Linked DNA regions of Mus musculus: region 2 is linked to region 1. The links are chromatin loops, found by intact Hi-C in ENCODE. Cell type or tissue: left cerebral cortex. All regions are shown on one strand. Links, peaks and the distances in the headings refer to the core of each region. The heading gives the core; the rest is flanking DNA. Region 1 overlaps Rabgap1l (RAB GTPase activating protein 1-like). Region 2 overlaps Rabgap1l (RAB GTPase activating protein 1-like).

Region 1 (11,167 bases), core at 2,097-10,096:
ACAGCATTTCTTGGAAAAGCTCTTTTAGTATGAGTGGCTTAATGATCCTCCCCTTTTCCATGGATGCTTTCTCTCCTGGGTTTCTATAAAAGAAACTGTCTCTGTCTCTCAGTTTATGGTATCAGTGTGAGTGTGCTAAACTATATCAGGAAGTTAGCAAATGACTATCCATGCTTCATTGAACCAGAACTCATGGTTTGCCCCTTTAATTATATTGCTCAATTGAAAATATCCATAAGGTCTTTTTTGTTTTGCCTTCTGAAAGTGGAGTAGGTAATTATTATGCTTCACGGGACAGAGGCTACAGATTTCAGCTATCCCTGACTTGTGGATGGATGGGTAGATAGATAGATAGTTAGATAGATAGATAGATAGATAGATAGATAGATAGATAGATAGATAGATAGATAGATAGATAGATAGATAGATATTGGGAGCATGCAGTCTTACATCATTGTGTTTACTATGATTTTGCCTGAAAAGAACATGTAAACCTATATCAGTAAAAACTTTGCCAATTTAGAATGTTTCCATCCAGGAAAACCAGCGGTTCATCAGAGTACTGTGTTACATTAAAAAAAAAAAATGTCCCTATTTTTGGGGGAACCTCTTCAAGCTCAGCTGCCACCAAAGAGCATGCACCATGCTGACCAGCCCCCCAGGCTTCTTAGCTGAACCCAAGGCATGGATATTGGCCCTGCCCATGAGTTGTGTTACTGTGAGTCACTCAAGCAAAAAAGCAGGTAGCTTTATGAAGCTCAGTGGAGTCTGGTCCTTACTAACAGATGATGCAACCACTCTCAACAGTGTTGTTTTTGTATCAGTTTTTGTGCAGCGATGAATGTATTTATTTCTCAGACTTAGGGCAAGCTAGCGGAGCAGGCCCAGCTCTGCCAATGCCCATTCCCTCCAGACTGAGCTTAAGGGCTCTTCCAAGATTGTAAAAAGGAAAAGATGAACATGTCAGATTCTCAGACTTGCAGCATAGCCATACACCTCAACTGTGACTCCTGACCTCATGTGGCCCAGGAAGTGTGTTTTCTGTACATCAACACTGAGAGAAGTCAGGTCCCCACCTGCTGCCCACACTGTCAGTATCTACTGGACCTCAGGTCTTTGTGCAGGAGTGCAATCTGCTGGGCTGTCTGTCAGCAGGCAGACTGCTGCCTTCCTGAGTAGGGGAAACCCTGGGCAGCCGGGAGGGAAGGCCTCAGGGAGCAAGTGCTATGAATGAAGGCAGAAGCCAGAGCAAGACCTGTAAAGAATGGACAGGCTTTCAAAGCCCTACTGTGCTCTACTAAAGGGGCCAAGGTCTTCCTTTCCCCAGTCACGATGGGGCCAATGATACTGAAACTGAAATGGGTGCCAGGAATGAGGGATAGAGAGGGACCTGACCTCAGTCTGACATTCCAGCCCAGGAAAGGGTGGGAGCTTTGGATCCGTGCTGCCCAGGGCCCCTTCCTAGGAAACCTGCAGCTTCAGTCACCTTACTTTAGCTTTCTACCAGGGACCCCTCCCCTACCTCACCTTGCTATTTATTGCTGTAATTTATTGACCTGCATATAAATGCTGCATAACACTTGGGTCAGAGAGAGTTCCCAGGGTCCTCCCCTCCACTTGGTGGAGCCCCATGGGGCCAGGTGCTGAGAGGAACCCCCTGTACCCACCCGTCAGTTGTTTCTTCCAGGAGCCCCAGGTTGGGTTCTTTCTATCCCATTTGCAAATACCTCAGGAGGGATGGGGTATATCTGTTTCATTTAATTGGAACTGGAAGAGGGAACAGGAAGTCCTTTATGTCCTTCCCTGAGCAGGGGTGGGATGCTGGAATCGCACTCTGGTACCGGTAACCCTTACTGCCACTCATCACATTGATTTGAGTTTACTTCCCTAAAGAGTTTGGATGGATGCATTCAGGTCAGAGCTGCAGCTCTGCAGCCCTCTGATGTTAGAGTGATTTATCCACAACTAATCTCTCCATTCAAAAGCGTGCAGTCTTAATGTGCAGTGTTGAGAAACTGTTATTTTATGATCTTTTCATTAAAAGCTTGACTAAAAAATAAAAAATTGTCATTTCTGCTTTTTATATAAGTAAGTTTTGTTTCATTAAAACCTCAGATTGAAGTATATTTTACTAGTTTGAAAAGCATGAGGAGTGTGGTTTCCCAGGAATCAAGGGAAATGTACTTCCTTTGAAATTTGGTGTTAACATGATGAGCAAAGACTGATATGTCAATGGAATTTTCAAGGGAATAATACTAACAGCTCATTTTCTCTGAAAGTCACTGATTTGGGATTTTGTCACACTGCCCCCACTGTGTCCTCTTTCATCTTACTGTTAGTCAATTTTTAATCATGTTCAAGCCTAATGTGTTAATTTCCAAGTTCCATCTATAGTACTAGAAAAATGTCTACACATTTCAGTCTCCCATTTTTATTTGTATTTTATTAAGTTTAACTTGTGTTAGTGTGTTTCCTGCAGACTTATGTAATTATGTAGAGACAGGGTCTTGTTATGTCGCCGTGGCTGGCCCGAAACTTGAGGTGCAGATCATGCTGCCTGCCTCTGCTTCTGGAATGCTATGGATTAAAGTTGTGTCCACCATGGCAGGTCCAGTCCTGTTGGTTTTAGAGTAGCCAGCTCATAGCTTCCTGTTAGAGTAGCAGACTACCTCGTTACCAGAATGTATATATGTGTACACACAGACAGATCACGGAACAGACACGATTGTGAAATTTAATAGAACTTACATGTCCTCAACAACTTTCTAAATGATCGTTACACACTTTCTTACTGCTGGCAAATCATCTAAAGCAATAGTTCTCAGCTTTCCTAACACTGCAACCCTTTAGTACAATTCCTCATGGTGTGGTGACTCCCAACCATAACATTATTTTAATTGCTATTTTATAACTGGAATTATGCCACTGTTAATTTCTATTTTTTATTTTATGTGTATGAGTGTTTTACCTTCATGTATGCCTACATGTGTGCCTGGTGCCTTTGGCGGCCAAAAAGTGTGTCAGATTCCCTGAAACTGGAGTGATAGATGTTTGTGAGCCACTATGTGCATTCTGGGAATTAAACCTCAGTCCTCTGGAAGAGCAGCCAGTGCTTTTAACTCCACAGCCATCTCTCCAGCCCTACATATATTCATTTTTAAATTCATAAATTTAATGTTACCTTGATATTGTAAATACTTTGAGATCATTGCATAATAAAAATAATATACTGTTTGTTTGCTGTGGGAAGCATCAACTTTGTTCCGTTCGTGAATTTTTATGATGTGAATGTGCATGAAAGGAATATTCATTAGGGAACTGAAGAGGTTACATTTTGGTAATATTTATGATCAGAATTTACATGTTCCAGAGATTATTTAACATTAGTCATTTTTCAGTTTCTGAAATAATATCCATCCTCCTGTGTACAAATGGATGAATTTTGGGTTTATCTTTAGATATTAGGTTAGCTGTAAATATTTGGTGCATATCAGAAATGCCTTACAAGCCCAGGCCCTGCCTAGATCAGCTGAAGTAGAATCTAGAGCATTACTAAGACTTTTTTGGGTCATTCTGACAAATAGGTGACTTGCTACTTCTGGTTAATGCTCAATTCTCATCTTGAATTTATGGCATCATTGCCTGGGAAGTTCTTAAAAATGCAAGTAACTATATGGCTCCTGAGAAATATTTTGTTGTTATTGTGGTTGTTCTCTGGTCAAGCATCGGCCTCTGTGTGGTATAAAATTTCCCCAAGTGATTTTAATAAATAGCTATGGCTGAACACCACTGACTTAACGCATAGAGAGCTGAGCCAGAGCCAGAAAACTGGACAGTACAGTCCTAAATTCTACGAACTTAGTAAACCACCTGGCATATTTGAAATTTTCTTTTTTCTTTTTTTTTTCTTTTCTTTTTTCAAAATAGAGCAATTAATGATAGCCTAACAGACAAAAAGTTAGTTTAATATCTTAATTTTTCTAAATCCTAAATTTTGTGATCAATGTGTTTGGGAATACAGCCTTGCATGTATTCAGACAACAACATTCAGGTTTTCTGCCTCACTTGTTATGTTAAAGAGAGGGCAGGGCCTCATGTGTCTGTGCTTGAAGGGAGCCTGCAAGCTTCCAGGAGACTCTTCTGTCTCCACCTCCCACCTCACGTTCTGAAAGAGTACCATGAATGAATACGATGGCACTACCTCCCCACCTTTACATTGGTTTCTAGAATAAAGTCAGCTCCTTGGGCATACACAGCAAGTGCCAAGCCATCTCACGAGGCCCACTGGTAAAAGTGAATGAAGCAATATTTTTATAGTTCCTTACAATAAAGATTTTAGGTTCCCATAGCACAAGTAATTTAGGTCCCTTAACTGAGCTCAAATTATATCACGTGTCTTAGAGGGTTTGTTTTGTTTTGTTTTGTTTTGTTTTGTTTTGTGTTTTGTTTTGTTTTCTTTTGTTTTGTTTGTAGACCAGGCTGCTAGTGGCTGTAGGTGGCAGGAAATCAACAGAGGGTAGAAGTAAAAGTTGAATTGTTCTAAGATGGCAATTAGGAAAGGGAAGGAGGGGAGGGGAGGGGAAGGGAGGGGAGGGGAGGGGAGGGGAGGAGAAGAAAGGAAAAGGAAGAATGAGGGTTGAGAATGTAAGTTGGTAGTAGAGTTGTTGCTTAGCATATGCAAAGTCCTAGGTGAGAGAGAGAGAGAGAGAGAGAGAGAGAGAGAGAGAGAGACAGAGAGAGAGACAGAGAGAGAGACAGAGAGACAAACAGAGAGAGACAGACAGAGAGACAGAGAGGGACAGGTCATCTACTTAGAATCACCTTTCTCAGACTGAACATCTCTATTCCAGGTAGCATCCTGACAACTGGTGTGTGTGTACCCTTAAAGACACAGACAGGTTCCGTCCTCCATAGTTTATAGGGATCTACTTACTGATAGGTAAATGAGTGGCCCACCAATGAAGTCCACTGTGCAGCAGGGAATGGTGCTAATCCCAATTTATCCTGCATCTCTCTTTCTTCTTTAAAAAAAAGTTGTTTTAAATGTTTTATATGCAATATATTGAACACTTTGTTCACTATTCATTTGGGGCGAAATAATAAAAGAATTATAGTAAATGTGAATATGTTATGAAACTAGGGGAAAGGGAGAATAAAATAACCTGCTGTTTGTATATTTTACATCTTATTAGTCATCATTAATAACACAGGGAAGATGTGGCATGAGGGTTTTTAAATAACTCTTCTGAGGGTCTATGAAATCTGTTACAGGAAACAAGTACTTGACTTTCAGTGCTCCAATACTGACCTCTAGTGGTTGCCCATGAAAAATCCCCAGAACCAAATCACCTCTTTTTGCTTATTATCTATCAAATTCCAATTAATCTATCCTAAAAGATTGGGCCTTTAAAGTGTTTAAAGAGAGGAAGAGTAATGCAGTGAATGTTTGGCTAATGTGATGCAGTATTCTTGCTGAAGGACTTATGTTTAAAAGCAACCTCTTTAGTTTTTTTTTTTTTTTTTTTTTTTTTTTTCTCTTCATTTTCTTGAGGACGTGGAGGGCATTACTACACAGACTATAGAAGAGAGAAATTTATCAAAGAAAGGCAGACTAGATTCTGTTCTCTTGTGGCTCCTGTGTATTGTACAAGTCACACCAGAACCGAATGGATTGAAACCATGATTTAATGGAGGGACACTGGTGTCACATCACCTTCTGGTGGTGTGTACTGAAAAGAGCCCATTATCACTGCTGTGGTATTGGCAAAAACACAACCTAAATTTAATTATACAGAAATCAAATTAAGGAACATTAAAAAAAACTGGCAGGTATTCTTCAGAAACGCCATAGTCATGGACATGAGGGTGAAATCTGTTCTAGGTAAAAGACTAGATGGTTGGGAAATTGAATTTCCAAGTGTGGGCTAGGATTATATCCTACGTGAGAAAAGGTGACATTTGTGGAGATTTTGACCAAGGTTTTATTCTTTGTGGTTTTGGTCATTATGTGTCATCTAGTTATGTAGCATACTGACATTGGTGAAATTTTGTAAAAGGTATGCAGAAATTCTTGGAACTGTGGTTTTTTTCAGACATTTTCCTAGTTAAGTTATTTCAATGAATGTTTTAAAAATTAAAATCACTTATTAATTTTGTTCATGGTCTCATGAGTTAAAGATTGGGGAAAGCTCAGCTATATGACCAATTTTTGGTTCACGTGGCATGAATTAGAACATATAATTCACTTCTTTTATATATCAGCATCTTGGCAATCCTTGGTCTATCAGTGACATTGTCTGGTCCACCATGCCCTCTCATTGTTCATCTTAGAACATGAAGGTCTAAGTATTCTTGTCCTTCCTATGCCATAGCAAGAGTGACTAGTCAGAGAGAGCAGAGAATCAGTCCCTGAATCCAGGGTTCAGAAGCAGGCCTTGCATCCCTCCCACCGTATTCGCTCATCAAAGCAGTGACATAGTTCCCCAATTCAGAGAGTCCAGAGGCCCTACCTCTCAGTGGGAGAAGTGTCAGGGACTTGTAGCCATCCCTCACCACCACAGGTACCTACCGGAAGTTTTACTGAATAAGCTTACAATGAAGTGAATGAGAATCCCGAGGATCTGTGTCACGCTGACAGTCCTAATTCTGAACCTGGCGTTAAGAGCTAGCAACAGTGTGGTGCCTCTGAGGCTCAGTTTTTCTGGCTCAGAAATGGTAACAATTACAAATATTGCACAGATTTATAGAGGAGGACTCATGGAGAAAAAAAGCCATAAAGTGCTGAAGATGGTAGGTTAATGAATGTCCTAATAATACTAGCAATTATCAGATGTGCTTGTCACTTGATTTGATTTTAGTATGCTGTTTTCTTTGGTCAGTATATCTTCCATTCCTCCTGCTGCCCGTGGCATCCTTTTATCTTGGTCCCTTCAGATTTGTTGACCTTGCACTCCATTGGTAACTTTCCTTTCCCACATGCTGACCCAGGTGTTGATGTGCATGTGGCCCTTTCTTGACATGACCTTGTCTCCCCAGTGCTGTCAGCACGGCTTTTGATAGCGTCTCTCATAAGCTGCCAGCTTTCTCTGAACCCACGGTTGTCTGCTCATCACAGCCAAATGTTCAGTCTTTCTTTCAGTGAGTGCTCAACTGCCAGCCTTTATTTATGTAGGATTGTGAGGGCTTAGTAGTTAGTCTACCCAGGAGCACTGTCATCTGCACATTAGAGCTCAATTTGGGGCAATTAGTTGTAGGTGTTCTTTAAGGCAAACATGTTGCCAGACTGTGACTGGATTATGAAACTGCAGTGTCCAGATCAATTAAAGAACCATTTCTTCATGAACACAAGGCTGATTTCAATCTGCCATCACTAGAGGAAAGTGATAACCCATTCTTTCTGCAACAGACTGGATTGTTATTGTCTCATATCCTGACAGCAGTCAGCCACTTTTTTGTGAGTGTTTTCAATATTGAAACAAATGATAGAGTTTTGTTTGGGTGCAATGCACCTATTTTTACTTTCTGCTCTGTGGTTTTACTTGTATTTAAATGGAGGACTTCCTTTAATCCTTTGAATTTGGAGGATACATTAAATAATACTGAGATAAGGGTAAATTTCCTTATTGTCCTCTAAGCTTTTTACTGCTGTAATATGTGCCTGAGATAATCTACAAAGAGAAAAGGGTTCTTTTAGCTCACAGTTTATAAATTTCACTGTGTGGTTAGATGACCTCATTTCCTTAGACCTATGGTTAGTAGCACGTCATGACAGCAGTTCAGAACAAAACCTCTTTTTTTTATTAGATATTTTCTTTATTTACATTTCAAATGTTATCCACTTTCCTAGTTTCCCCTCTGAAAATCCCCTCTCCCCTCTCCCCCCTCCCCCTGCTCACCAACCCACCCATTCCCGCTTCCTGGCCCTGGCATTCCCCTATACTGAGGCATAGAACCTTCACAGGACCAAGGGTCTCTCCTCTCATTGATGACTGACTAGGCCATCCTCTGCTACACATGCAGCTAGAGCCATGAGTCCCTCCGTGTGTTTTCTTTGGTTGGTGGTTTAGTCCCAGGGAGCTATGGAGGTTCTGGTTAGTTCATATTGTTAGAACAAAACCTCTTAACCTCATAACCAGAAAGTATAAGGGGGGAGGAAGTCAGAGTTCCACAATCCTGTTTAAGGGACCCAGAGACCTCTACTCAGCACCACCATACAGGACTCTGTCTCTCTCTGTGTCTGTGTCTGTCTCTCTGTCTCTGTCTGTCTGTCTCTGTCTCTCTGTCTCTCTGTCTCTGTCTCTCTGTCTCTCTCTCTCTCTGTCTCTCTCTGTCTCTCTGTCTCTCTCTCTCTCTCTCTCTCTCTCTCTCTCTCACACACACACACACACACACACACACCAGTAAAACATAGGGTGCTACTTTGAGATCTATGCTGTAAATAATCATTTGTTACTGAGTCGCCTTCTCTGACTTAGTGCTTTATAAGATGACATTTATAACTGTGCTGCTTAAATTACCATCCGTGATCTGTAGCTTGTACTGGGCAGCCCTAGAAAATCCACATGGATTTCTGTAAAGCTGTTTTTTGAATTTTGAAGTAAGGCTTCATTGTGTAACCCAGGGTGGCTTGGACCTTCCATCCTCCTGCCTCATCCTCTGATTTCTGGTAGATGTACTACTATTCCTAGCTCATCCTGGAAATCATAATTTCTTTTTGTGAAAGCTTAGGGTTGATGTGTGAGGAATAAAGATATGTTTTTAAGCCAGGCAGTATTGGTGCATGCCTTTAATCCAAGCACTTGGGAGACAGAGGCAGGTGCATCCCTGAGTTCAAGGCCAGCCTGGCCTACAGAGTGAGTTCCAGGACAGCCAGGGCTACACAGAGAAACTGTGTCTTGAAAAACCAAAACCAAAACCCAAGCCAAACCAAACCAACAAACAAAAAACAACCCAGCCAACCACCCAAACAAACAAAATAAGATATGATTTTAATGTAATTAACCCAGATCTTGGCACATTTAAATACTAATTCATGTATGTATATATATATATATATATATATATATATGCATATATATGTATATATATATATATATATATGCTCTTTTGTTTGTTTTGTTTTGTTTTAAGGCAGTCTCACATATCTCTGGGTTGGCCTTGAACTCACAGATACTAATAGATATCCTTTAGCTGGAACTAAAGGTATATGCCAGTACACCTGGCTTATATACTCTTAGTTATTATTTATTAATTATTTTGCTCTTAGACGTATACATAGTAGGTAGACTTAATATTGAAAGTAGCAAATAGCCATAACAACATTGTTATTTGCTTTTGTTCAATAATGCCTTTTTCTTGTTTATTGAATAGCACATAAAACACAACGTAAGAAATAAATGATGAATCTTTTGTCTCAATATTTCTTACCAGAGTTTTACAAGGGAAGAAATTACTTTGCTGACCCCTTCTGACCTAGAATAGTGCTCAAAACTTCAAACAGATGTTACCCACGTGTATCCACCTGCTGCTTTTAACAGTTACAGTGGACATTCGTTTTTGCTCTCAAGCCACCGCTTCCAGTGAGTGGTTACAATAATGCTCACGGCCATCCTTCATTCTGAGTCAGGGGAACGGAGAGTCACAGAGGAGAGGAGGCAGAGTTCAGTTCAGTTTGGAAAACTTGATTACAGATTGTATCCTTAGCATAGTAAGATTAGTCCCATTATAAAGGCAGGTAAAGTGGAAGCAGGTTGAGCCCAAAGCTGTAAATGCCATCAAAGCATGGTATTATCTTGGTTGTAAGATTGGGCAAAAGTTGAGTTTCTGAAGGTAGGAGGTATTTTCAGAAAGTTAACACCTATTAATAAATTGCTAGAAATAACCTCTGCCTGAACAGTGGAAGCATTTTGGAAATAACTTTCCCCTCCCACCCCTCACTATGCACCCCAGGTTTTTTGTTTTTTGTTTTTGGTTTGGTTTGGTTTGGTTTGGTTTGGTTTTTTTTTTTTTTTTTTTTTTAGCTATTCTGGCTATTTGGAGACTTTATTTTTATTTATATTTTAAAAGGGTTTTTTAAAGTTTTTAAAATAATAAGTTTTTATTTATATTTCTCTGATCTTATATTTTCATAGCCTTGTTGCTTCAACATTGTTTTTAATACAATTCAAGAAAAGGTGTTTTTAGTCAGCTATTGGATGGATCACAGGGCCCCCAATGGAGGAGCTAGAGAAAGTATCCAAGGAGCTAAAGAGATCTGCAACCCTGTAGGTGCAACAACATTATGAACTAACCAGTACCCTGGAGCTCTTGACTCTAGCTGCATATGTATCAAAAGATGGCCTAGTCGGCCATCAGTGGAAAGAGAGGCCCATCGGTCTTGCAAACTTTATATGCCTCAGTACAGGGGAACGCCAGGGCCAAAAAGTGGGAGTGGGTGGGTAGGGGAGTGGGGGGGGGTAGGGTATGGGGGACTTTTGGGATAGCATTGGAAATGTAATTGAAGAAAATACGTAATTAAAAAAAAACTTAGTTGCATATAAAACCTTATTTAACAGAAAAAAAAAAAAAGAAAAGAAAAGGTGTTTTTTTACCACAGTATGAAGGCAATTCTATGAAGAAGTCTAGTTGAAATCATAGGGAAAAAAATCAACTACAAAAAATTAGGATGGCTATTATAACACTAAGAAAGCATGCACCTTGTGTATTCCTGCTCTTTGAAGAATGGTCGTAGATGATACCTCTGAGACTTAGGCTGGAGGTGATCTAATCCTGCTACTGTACAGGTACACGAGCTTGGGGTAGTCATGTTCATACTCTTGACACCTCCATAGTATCATGAGAATCAGGCAGGTTTCCTTATTGTGTTAAAAATAGAGGTAGGGGCTGTTTTACAGTGATGCTGTAACTAACAAGCATGGTGACTGAATATGCAGTGATGGTTTCCATGAAACCATGATAGGATTTGGGAAGGAGGAGTGGGGACTAACTTAAGGGAAGGTACCTAAGTGTTAACACGTTTGAGGGAACTAGAGAGACGTAAGAGAGACTTATTGGATAAACAAGAACAGATACATGTTGCATTTATTCTGATGGCAAGTTGATAAGCACTCAGTTGTGAGATTTCATTCTACCTAGCTGCTATCATGGGACACATGGCCTTAGATGGGTC
Region 2 (11,167 bases), core at 1,893-9,892, 150 kb before region 1:
AGCAAGAACTTGGCTATACCTGTCCTGCTACAATGTGTATGCTCATTATTGGCCATAATATTCATGAAAATCTTTGGTCTTTGACTGATGTCAGTAAGACCATACCCTAGGAAAATCTGCATGTCAGAATAGCTGCTTTAGACCAGTAGATCTCTCTCAAGTTTTAAGTAAAATACAAATCATCTGAGGCACTTGTTGAAATAGAAATTTTTATTCACCAAGGTTGCACAGAGTTCCAAGCTCTTTGTTTCTAAGAGGCTCCCTTGTGAACAGCACTCATGTCTTGGATAGACATTTGGGTTACATATATATCAAGTACTTCTTATTGAGTTTATTTCGTTTTTTTTTTTGATCTAACATTTTCATAGGGAGGACAATTGATAGCTTGCTCTCCCACTGGCTCAGGCTTAGCTAGCTTTTGCATGCAGCAGACTCACAAAAGAGAAAAATTTCTAAAGCTGGACATTCCTGAGCTCTGATCCATGGGATGTATTTTGGTGAGACTTAGGTACACAGGAATCTGCACTCCAAAGCTTTAAATGTCTATGTAGGTGTATTGACACTATAGGTTAAAAAGAATACTTTAAAATTTGAAGTTGTTCTGTGGATTCCTATTTCCTTTTGTACAAAAATTTAAAAATCAATGATACAGTGGGATTTCTGAAAGGTGATTGCTTTGGATGCTAGTATTGGGCTAATAAGGAAACCTTGTGCTGTCTCTGCATGCTTTGATTCTCTGTACCATTGCTGTGGGCAGACTGCATAATTTCTTGTAATATGTCAGTTGCAAAGTCCATGACTCCTTTTGCTACAGAATTAACCCTAAAAGATCTTAATTGCATAATTGGTTGAAAACAAAAGATGTGTAGGTATTTGAAATTCTGGTGAATGGATGATCAATATTGATTCTTTTCTTGGTGATAACCAGATTATTCATTCTATCTCTGGGAAACATTTAAATCTCTAATATTACTAGCAGTTATGTTTACCATGTGTCCCATATAAGTTCATTCCTCATATAAACATCAAATTGTCTATTACATTTTTTAAAATTAGAAATTCTGGTAACAGATGAATTATTTTTCATTTTAGTTTGACACTACAGTCTAGTGTCATTCAAAGTGATTTTTAAAAATTATATCTTTTGACTATCTAATTTATTCTTCATTTGCTAATTTCCTCTGATTTATGGATACAGGTACTATTTATGTAATACCTAATTGATTCTATACAAAATTATTTAAAATGGAATGGTTATACAGAGGTTGCATTTATTAGATAATCTTACCAGAAACAGCATGTACTCTTTTGACTACATGGCTCAGCAAACTATAATGTCAGCCAAAGTGATTTAAAAGCTTTACTTAGGATTAATCAATCATTTGCTTAAGTTTATTATCTCATTTATTTGCCAATTTGCATATGATTTTGGAATTCAGAACTATTAAGCAAACAGTAATGTACCCAGAAATGGATTATAGAATAAATTGAATTAAAACAGTGTCCTAGTTTGTTGCTATAATAAACACTATGATCAAAAGCTACTTAGGGGAAAAAGGTTTCATTTGGTTTACACTTCCAGTGTCAAAAATTCATCATCAAGTTAAGTTAAGACAGGCCTGAATCAGAAACCTGGAAGGAAATCCATAGAGAACAGTGCTCAGTACCTAGCTCTCCACTGGCTCAAGCTCAGGCTCAGGCTCAGGCTCAGGCTCAGGCTCAGGCTCAGGCTCAGGCTCAGGCTCAGGCTCAGGCTTTGTAGGTCAGACCCACCGGCTTAGTGTTAACACTGCTTCCAATGTATTGGGTTCTGTTCTAGCTGTAGCAATCAACAATGGTCCACAGATATGCCCGCAGGCCAGTCTGATTGAGACAGTTCTTCTGTTGAGTTTCTATCATTTAGGTTATGTCAGGTTGACAATAAAACAGGAAAAACATTGTAATCAAGACATCCCTAGCCAGAAGTATGAGGTAGCTGACTTTCTGAGTCTCTCTCTCTTCTCCTCTCTCCTTGAACCTCTGGCACTACTCTTCAACCTTTCCATTTTAATTTTTTATACAGGGTTTCACTCGGTAGCACAGGTTACTTTTGATTCCACAGTGTAGCCCCAGCTGGCCTTGGACATTTGATCAGATTTCAGCCTCCTACATGCTGGACCACAGGTGTATTCCATTGCGTCTAGTGACTCCCAACTTATTTAATACTTTAAAAAATACTTTTGAAGGTTCCACATCTGAGTGAGACCTTCCATTGTTGCCCTTCTGTGAATGGCTTTCTCAGTAGACTGGGACACTTGGAGGTCAGTGACCATGCTATTTTCAGCTCACCACTGTATCCCCAAAGCTAGACATCATGTGCGTTTTCATAAATACTCACTGAAACATAGTAGTAAAGTGTGTTGAAAGAGTAGATTCCACTTGGTTAGACATCAAATTCTTTTTCAGGCTTGCTTTTCTTGTGAACATTCAGGACCCTAGCTTGTATTAAAGTTAATAGTTTATAGATAGAATATAACCTTTAGTAGAAAAATCTGTTTTTACTTTTAAGTAAATTACTTAAATGTATCCAGAGTTCAAAGTTGGTATTTAATTTCTAGATTTACTCTCATACTTTTATGTTTGAACTTACATCGTCTGACAGTTTCCATTTCACAGTTAGATATTATTTTTCAAGGAAAGTCATTTTTCTTTGCCTTTTCTTCATTGGAGTTTGGTATTTTTGAAAGCATATATTTAGAACATTGACTTGTATAATTTCTTAAGAGAGAAAGTGGCATTGATCTGTTTCTTCCCTTTTGAAAATAATACTCTGTTGGTGGCTTGGACAGGTTTATGGAGAATTAAGTGGGCTTATATCTGTAGATGGACTCCTGCAGATAAAGCCACAGCCATCTTCAGCCAGGCTGCTTTTGTGTTGATGTACTGTTTTCCCCATGGGCCGATAGATGCTGTTTCTTATAAGATAAAGCCATGGCAGGGAAGGAAATTTGTTCTGTTTTGCTGCTATTTTAAGCAGTACAGAAGTGTTTGGTAGACCTAGACACTTTTCATCACAACCTCAAGTGACTGCCATTTCTCTGATATAATTTTTTGCAAAACAGTTTCAATTTCTAAGCATGCTTTCCATGTAAAATGAAACTGTTCTCTGAGGATCCTACACTATTAATATATAGTTTTAAATCTCAATCACTGGACTGTTTTCCTCCTCCCATTTAAATAATGAAAATTTAATAAAACTAATTTATTTCCTCTGTCTTCATTACTAATTTGGTTCATAGAAAAAATTCTTAACATCCTATTGTTTGTGTTTTAGAATCTTAAACTACTTTTCATTGTTTTTCTCCTGACATTGCTTATTGTTACCCCCATTTGCTGTTTTCCTTTACCCTAGAAACTAGGTTCCTTATGAGTTACATGAGATCCCCGATGCTCTCTGCCCTCCCTGCCCAATTCCAAGCCAGGGTAGGATGATTTTAGTGTATGTATAGATACATTGGCTGAGCAGTCCTGCCTACTAAGACTTATTACCCAAATTCTGAAGGGAAAAATATCTCTGGTTAGGAAGTGGTCCTTGTAGCAATTTTCATCCTTTATTCACTTTGTCCTCCTGATGAGAAGAGTGAATCTCTCAGAAGCTTCTAACTGCCATGAAATATATACCCAGCAGCCTAGTTTTAAAGGCTTTGTTGAATGTTTGTCATAGTCCACGGAGTCTATATGTCCTGTGAGGGTTTGACGGAGACTGCCTCCCTCTGAGAGATGTGGTTCCTGATATCACGTTGTTCTTTCATTGAGTTCCCCAAGTTTATGGGATTGAAGAAGTAAGTCAGAGAGTAATGCTTTGCTTAGTTATGGTGCTGAGTACAGTGCCAGGAATTTACAACAGTGAACTTTTGTTCCTTTTGTTGCAGGTCATCCTTGGGATTGTTGATGTTCATTATTTCAAAACTAGGATATGTACAGCCTCTATTACAGGAGTCAATTATAAATCCTTGGTTCTTTATTCTGTTTTATTTTCTATAATGAATTATAGTGTGAAATATATTTTTAAATACAGAAACAAAAATATGAAATAATATAGTTATACATAAGTTTCCTCCCCATTTTCTCCTCTTTATTTCCCACACTCCACAGTACTATTTTCTAGCTCTGTGTATGGAAAGGATACATAATTCACACTTATATACATTCCTTCTTCATATGATTTTTCTATCTATAGGGGCTAAACTGCCCCATTCTTTTATCACCTCTTTAAAAACATATTCTGTTGGTAGACATACCAATTCCTAATCTTGTGACAACAAATAATAATAATGGCAATAGCCCTGACCACATACCATTTTACAGACATTCTGAGCTTGTTAGAGCAAATTCTTAGAAGTAGGGTTGCTGGATCAAAGACTAAGACTTTTCACTCTAAGTTTTAAGTTAGACCATTGATTGGTGTCTTCCTTTCTCTACACATATTTCCAGAGGTTGAGTCTCAAAAGTAGGACAGGTAGGTTTTGTCAAGGATAGGGATAAGAGTGTGACAATTGTTGAAACCTATGAGGGACTCAGAATGTCAGCATTCTATGAGGGCACTGGCCTGCTTGCTCTTGCCAAAGGAGAATACCACAGCCAGTAAAATAAAGAAATAGTCTGACTCATGTTTTTGGAAGCTGGGAAGACTGACTAAGTTTTGAGAGCCACGTGAATTGAGGACATCTTGTGTTATGATGTGGCAAAAGGTTATCCACATCTCCAGAAAGCAAGATCACATGAGTGAAGATACCCAAACTTGCCCTTTTACCAAGATCCTACTCCTATGCTACTGGCATTGAATCATTTGTGAGTGATCTAACCAACTCTTAAAAGTCCCACTTTTGAATTCCATTGTTGTGCCATGACATCTCAACATGAAATTTTGGTGGCATATACAGTATCGCATACCTTCTTGGAGAACTGAAATCCTTAAGAGCACTGGTGGACTACTAATCAAAAGCAATAACTAGGACCAAAAGTCTGCATAGTACTCTCATCTCAGAAGCAGAGGTTACAGTCGGATTTAACTCAGGACACTAGTGACTGGATTAAATGGTAGATATCTCTGGTGAGGCTAACCAACAGCCTGGTCTTCAGCAAATTAACAAGTACAGTGTCTCCTTTTTTATAACCACAAGACAGTGACCATATAATTGCCCACTAATCTTCCTCCCACCTGGTTGTCATGCCATGAGAGAGATTCCTTAATCTTTAAAAACACTGAACTTGCAATTGAGTTGCATTGTTTACCTGAAAACAGACCACTTCGAAGTGAAACAGAGCTGTCTCCACTTATTAAACTTGTGATGACTTCCAACTCTCTTCATCTCTGTAGAATAAACATATGCTAAAAAACAAAGGGCAGAAGATATAGGAACCTTTACATTGTATATTCGCTATGTATTCCTTCATGCTTAAATTGTACCCTTCTTCTTCAGCCTAACAGAATAGACAAGTATGTATCTCTCTGGTTACATCTACACAAGTGGGACCATTCCCGAAATCATTCATGGGGTACAAATCAGACTCCAGTTTCCATGCTTTAGTAGAGTTGTTTGAGTGTGATTACTTATATCTTTCCTTACTAAATATTACATTATATTCACCATAAATACACACATGTGGTTTCTTTTTCTTATTAGGTTATGGATAGGTAGCATCAAGTGTTTTCTGTGCCCATGAATTGTATTTTGTAATGATAATCTCATTGTTTTTGTGAAAATTTACACCAGAAGTTTAAGAGCTTCCACGTGGGCCTACACATGGTAGCTTAGACTTTTCTTCCCAGCAGGCATAATTTTATGAGTTGGAGGCCAGTCTGCTATTCATAACAAGTTCCAGGCCAGCCATGGCTACATAGTGAGACCCTGTCTCAAAAAGTCAAAACACACACCAAAAAAGAAAGAAAAAAAAGAAAAAAGAAAAGAAAAGAAAAGCCAGGCGTAGTGGAGCACGTCTTTAATCCCAGCACTTGGGAGACAGAGGCAGGCAGATTTCTGAGTTCAAGGCCAGCCTGGTCTACAAAGTGAGTTCCAGGACAGCCAGGGCTACACAGAGAAACCCTGTCTCAAAAAACAAAAACAAAAACAAAAACAAAAAACAAAACAAAATGTCAAAACAACAACAATAACAGAACTGCCTTGTGGAAATTGAAGTGTTAATTCATATTCTTTGTATATTTTAGTTAAAACTTTTTATGTGTGACATGATTTCATATAGCTAAGCTTGCTACAATATGAAATCATTTTTTTAGAAATAAAAATAAAGCACAAAAACTCAACCTAGCATGTCTCCAGTTTAGAAGATATCCTTCATTTCTCTTCCCATTGCTGTGATTAAATTGCTCTGACCAAAAATTTAAAAAAAAAAAAAAAAAAAAAAAAGCAACCAAAACAATGAAGGTTGAATACTGTTACTGAGGCTGGCCCTGAACCCTGATCCCTCTCCCTGCACTTGCAAAGTGCTACAATGTCTGAATTTGGAATTCATATTCTTTTTGTTTTCTTTTTTTTTTAAGTAGGACTTTTTAATATTGATGTGTGTGTGTGTGTGTGTGTGTGTGTGTGTGTGTTTGGATGTGTGTGTGTTTTGTTTATCTTTGTGTGTCATCTGTGTCTCTCTCTATGTCTGCCTGTGTCTGCCTGTGTCATCAGTGCTGTCTATGTGTGTCCATGTCTGTAGAGTTCGTGTCTGTGTCTGTGATACATGAAAAGGAGTGAAGTGCCTGTTCAGACCAGAAGAGGTTGTTAGGCTCCTCTTAGCTGGAGCTATAAACAGTTGCAAGCCATCCAGTGTAGGTGTGGGGCACTGAGCTAGGGGCCTCTGCAAGAATAGTAAGTGCTTGTAACTGCTGAGTCATCTTTCCAGCACCTGGAATCCATATTCTTAACAAGAAAATTACTGCATCTCATTGCCTTGCATTTTTGCTTTTAATCCTTCTTAAGCCCCGTGAGTCTTTATAAATCTCTCTCTTCTCTGCTCTCTTCTCCTTTTCCCCATTAGGTTTTCTGGTGTTGCTGTGTTGTATGAGTTCTATTTGCTGCCTTTTATATCCCCAGCTCTTCCTGGCGCTGACTCCTGTTCTCTGTTCCTGTTCCTTATGCTTCTCTCTCCCTCCCACTCCTTGCCCTTTTGTCATTGGCAGCTACTTACCAAGTTTCTTGCTCTTTCTTTTCTCTCTGTTAGTCCAACAAAGACTGCTTAGAAAGAGCAGCAGCCTTGTCATTTGAACAAAAGATTCTGACAACCCTTTGTAGGTTAGCTATTGCTTTGCTTAGCTAAAATATGATTAGCCTCTTCATCTCTTGTTGAATATCTATATAAATGTCAGTGAGTTACATGCTGCAGTATCAGTGTCTATGACAGTGACTGCTTTTAAATTATTTTTTCCATACTGATTTCTGTCACAGAGGTCTTAATTATACAGAGATTACTGTAACATCATCCGGTTTAGTATTTATCCATTAATTTTCCATACAGTAATTTGGGAAGTAGTAATGATTGTTTAACTGAGGAGTGTGTGAATGCATATTTACACCTGACTGTTGAGACATGCATGTGTGTTTTAAACTTCAGTTTTGTGGTAATTATGTATATACTACTCTGTATATTAAAATAAAATTTTGTTAATAGAAAATGTCTTACAATCTTCTTTGTAATGATTCTCATTATTACTGGGTAGGCAGCACAAGGTCTAATCACTAAGATTCATTGAATGCACATGGGGATAGGATACTGGAAGGTTCATATTTTAGCCCAAATGAAAGTTAATTATTTATTTGGTATGTTGCTGTAATTAAGTGAGGCCTCAGATGCCTCTTCTATTTCTTATTTTTTTCTAAATTTTCACCAAGAGAGAACACCTTTAAAATGTTGTTTTATACAGCAGGCTTTCATTATAGCCCAGATATATATTTAGTAGATTTATTATGTCCTTCTGTTTCATAGTCTTACACCTTTTTCTAAACCAATGCAGTTATACTATTTACTTTTCTACTGCACAACAGAGTTACTGTCTGACTTATTAATACTGTTTTTCATTCTGCCATGTTTGCTTTGGAGGAATCTTGATTATTTTGTAACTAAAGATACCAAAGCCTGAGAAAAGTGGTTAAGATCTGATGACATTTGATGAATTGGTATGTCGCTTGCAATTGTTATTCTGCACAGCTCTCAATTTGAGAGTGACATTTTCCCCTGGGAGTGCTGGAAAAATTGTTGCAGCATCATTCCTCAGAAAAAATTATTAACTGTAATAAGTCCAAAGGACATATTTAGACAAGGGTGATAGGATGGCAATAATTGGCCTTTCTGGACAATTACTACACATTTTTATTTGTTAATTAATTTTCTACTCACCCTGGAAATAATTATATAAACAAATCCTGTGGCCCTGAACTGTAGCTCTCATGTGAAAATGACTTTATTCCTATATAATATTAAGTCTTGTTTAGTTGTATTCATTTTGCTTGGAATGAAAACAGAGCACATTTTTACTTTGCATTTAATTAAATTGGAGTACTGTATTATTATACCACATTTCAAATGTCCAGAGCATTATGTAAATAGGGATGGACACAGAATTCAGGGCAAGGTAGTTAGGGCATCTTTAGCTGAAAGACCTCTAGTAAAAATAGCTGTTCTCTGCTGTGTGGAGCTAAGGTAATTAAGGCTTAAAGAAGAATGATGACAACCTTTTGCTCAGATACCCTTTGTTTATTTTAAGCTTAATGTCTTAAGTTCAAAATAGTGAATCCTAGTCTAGAATTCTCTGTGTAACCAGAGCTGGTTTAGGGAGAACTGTGAGTGAGATAAAATTGTAGTTCCTCCTCTTCCTTGCTGAAGGAAGGCAATACATGTCATCTAGTAACATGACTGCTTATAAATTAAAAACATTGATCTTGCCTCTCCTTTGGTTTGCTTCAGATTTGTGCATTCTCTTCTTTCCTTTTTTCCAGGCAGTATACAAGAATGAATTTTGGTAACTTAAATTCAGATTGCTGATTTTAAAAAATTCTGCAATTCACACTGACAAATCACTACCCTCCCCCTTTCTTTCTTTTTTTAAAAAGATGGTGCCATAGGTATCCTTCATTAGTTCGCCCTCCCTCCCTCCCTCCCTCCTCCTCTCCTTCCTCCCTTCCTCCTTTCTTTCCTTCTTCCCATTCCTTGAAAATGTTGAATTCTACCACTGTACTATGCAATAACTCTTAAATGTATATTTCTGTTCTTTACATTTCCTAGACCCTTAAACTGCATTTCTAGCTATGATCTGGATTTTTATACTTGGCCTATAGTTGCATCTTAAACAGAATGACTTCAAAGACAAAACACACTCTCTAGTATCTCTAACCTTCCTACCTCTATTATCTACAGCCTTTGCTGTTTCCATTCATAGCAGGCTGCATAAAGTGGCATAGTTTGGAGACTTGGTTCATTTTGCTAATAGAGCCTAGTGTCTTTGCTTCATCATCTATGAATCAGACAAACAGCCACCTCAAGTCCCAGTGTTTGATTCAGTTGTTTGGTGAGTGAGGAGATATACCATGATCTCAATGGTAGTATTCATTAAGTACAAGGTCTCTCTGTGACTGTAGCCATGGTTTTGGTTCCGTATAACAAAGAAGTTTAATGAGAGCTATGTATTCGTTATGTACCTTTTCATAGCTAATAAGCAGCTGTTTTAATCTAAAATCTTAGTTTAGTTCACTAATTAATGGACTGTCAAGGTTCTATACTGACATCTGTTTTCATCTGTTACCAAAACTTTAAGCAAGAAAGAAAGGGAGTTGTGATGAAAACTTCATATCAAAACTCAATTTTTTTCCAATAGATGTGTTTAATAAAGAATCAAGACCCAAGATGCAGGATTTCAGTCTCCTCTCCTGGTAAAGAATTTATTATATAGATATGTAGATTACTGCTAAATAGCAACCAACCATATGGCTTCAGGGATAAAGGACAGCTTTTCAGGCAGAGTCAACTAACAAATATTTTTATAAGATAGCTAAGGATATACATTAAACAACATTAAATAGTTTCCCCACTAACAAAACACTTAGGTAGTGGTGTATATTTTCACTGAACATTAGCTGCTGGTATATATGTAGTTTTCTTGATTACTCTTGGAAGGCCCACATAAAATACTAGAGTTACACTTAAGTAAGTTTGCACTAAAAAGCATGCTTTTAGTACACTGGAACTAACACAAACTAAGGTATAATTTACACCTAGGAGAAATCAAAATGTCATGCTTGTTATCCATAGCTACTAGAATAATTGTATGTACATTGAGCATGCTTCTTCCATTTTATTAAATTTCCTGACTCTCTATCAAATCCTTTGGTTTATTTCTTTCCTGATTCGCTTTTCGATAGTAATGACTTCATACAACTTATCATATTGTGAATGTTTTACATGTTTTTTAATGAAAAAAATAAACTAGTCTAATTAGTTGTGTAAAACAAAATCTGTTCATTATTTCTCACAGTATAAACATGCTCATAAGGAGACACAAAACAAAGCAATTCTGTTCTCGTGTTTTGTTCGTAGTGAAGACTAATAGCTGACATACCCCAGGACAGTGGTAGAAGGGATGACAGCAGCGGATGGCTTCTCCTCAGGACGCTGCCTTCCACTGAACTTCTTTTCAGTGCAAATTTTTTAACCACCACTTCATATTAAGTTCTAAATTGTTTGGTGGCAAATGTTTCGTGCACTTTGTAGAATAGAGACGTTCAGAGAATACGTACATAAATAAAGTTTGTGCTTAGCATAACACTAGAAATTACTTCATTCTCTGACACATTATAACCTTAGAAGTACTGAAAACAAGTGGAATTCAGAATCTCTCAAAGCACTAAGATGCTTTGGTTTTAAATTTCAAAATGGGTAAGAAACCAAGAGTTTAGAATGGCTTAGGTAGGAAAACCATCTTTAGATATTTAGGTTTGTGTGACTTAAAGGGCCATGTTGACAGGAGTGTCATCTCTACTATTTGGATCCCTAAAGTCTAAAGACATTGTTTTTAACTATGTTGTTTGTGCTTAAAGAAGCACAAACATTTAAACAAAAGTGCATGTATAAAACAGAGTGTGCCATGGCCTTAGGACACTGACAACTTACTTCCCTTGGGGAACTCCTC

The links. Peaks named below come from ENCODE experiments on the same cell type or tissue, not always from the same donor. Only the 100,000 strongest peaks of a DNase experiment are listed, where the experiment ranks them.
Region 2: a loop joins it to region 1, with 2.2 times the contacts of the local background. A loop is called at or near these places in 5 of 42 quality-filtered maps.

What each region holds. Positions count from the first base shown.
Region 1 is chr1:160,393,783-160,404,949 of GRCm38, reverse strand. All of the region lies in intron 17 of Rabgap1l (RAB GTPase activating protein 1-like), which reads left to right. Among named protein-coding and RNA genes, the nearest start is that of Mir1927, 100 kb to the right of the region's middle. In left cerebral cortex, for the core only: a CTCF peak has its summit at 5,316 (motif pointing left); a DNase peak (open chromatin) is centred at 5,312.
Region 2 is chr1:160,544,345-160,555,511 of GRCm38, reverse strand. The region is part of intron 13 of Rabgap1l (RAB GTPase activating protein 1-like); the gene reads left to right. Among named protein-coding and RNA genes, the nearest start is that of Gpr52, 30 kb to the left of the region's middle. In left cerebral cortex, for the core only: a CTCF peak has its summit at 6,788 (motif pointing right); DNase peaks (open chromatin) are centred at 6,886 and 7,100; H3K27ac peaks cover 842 bases.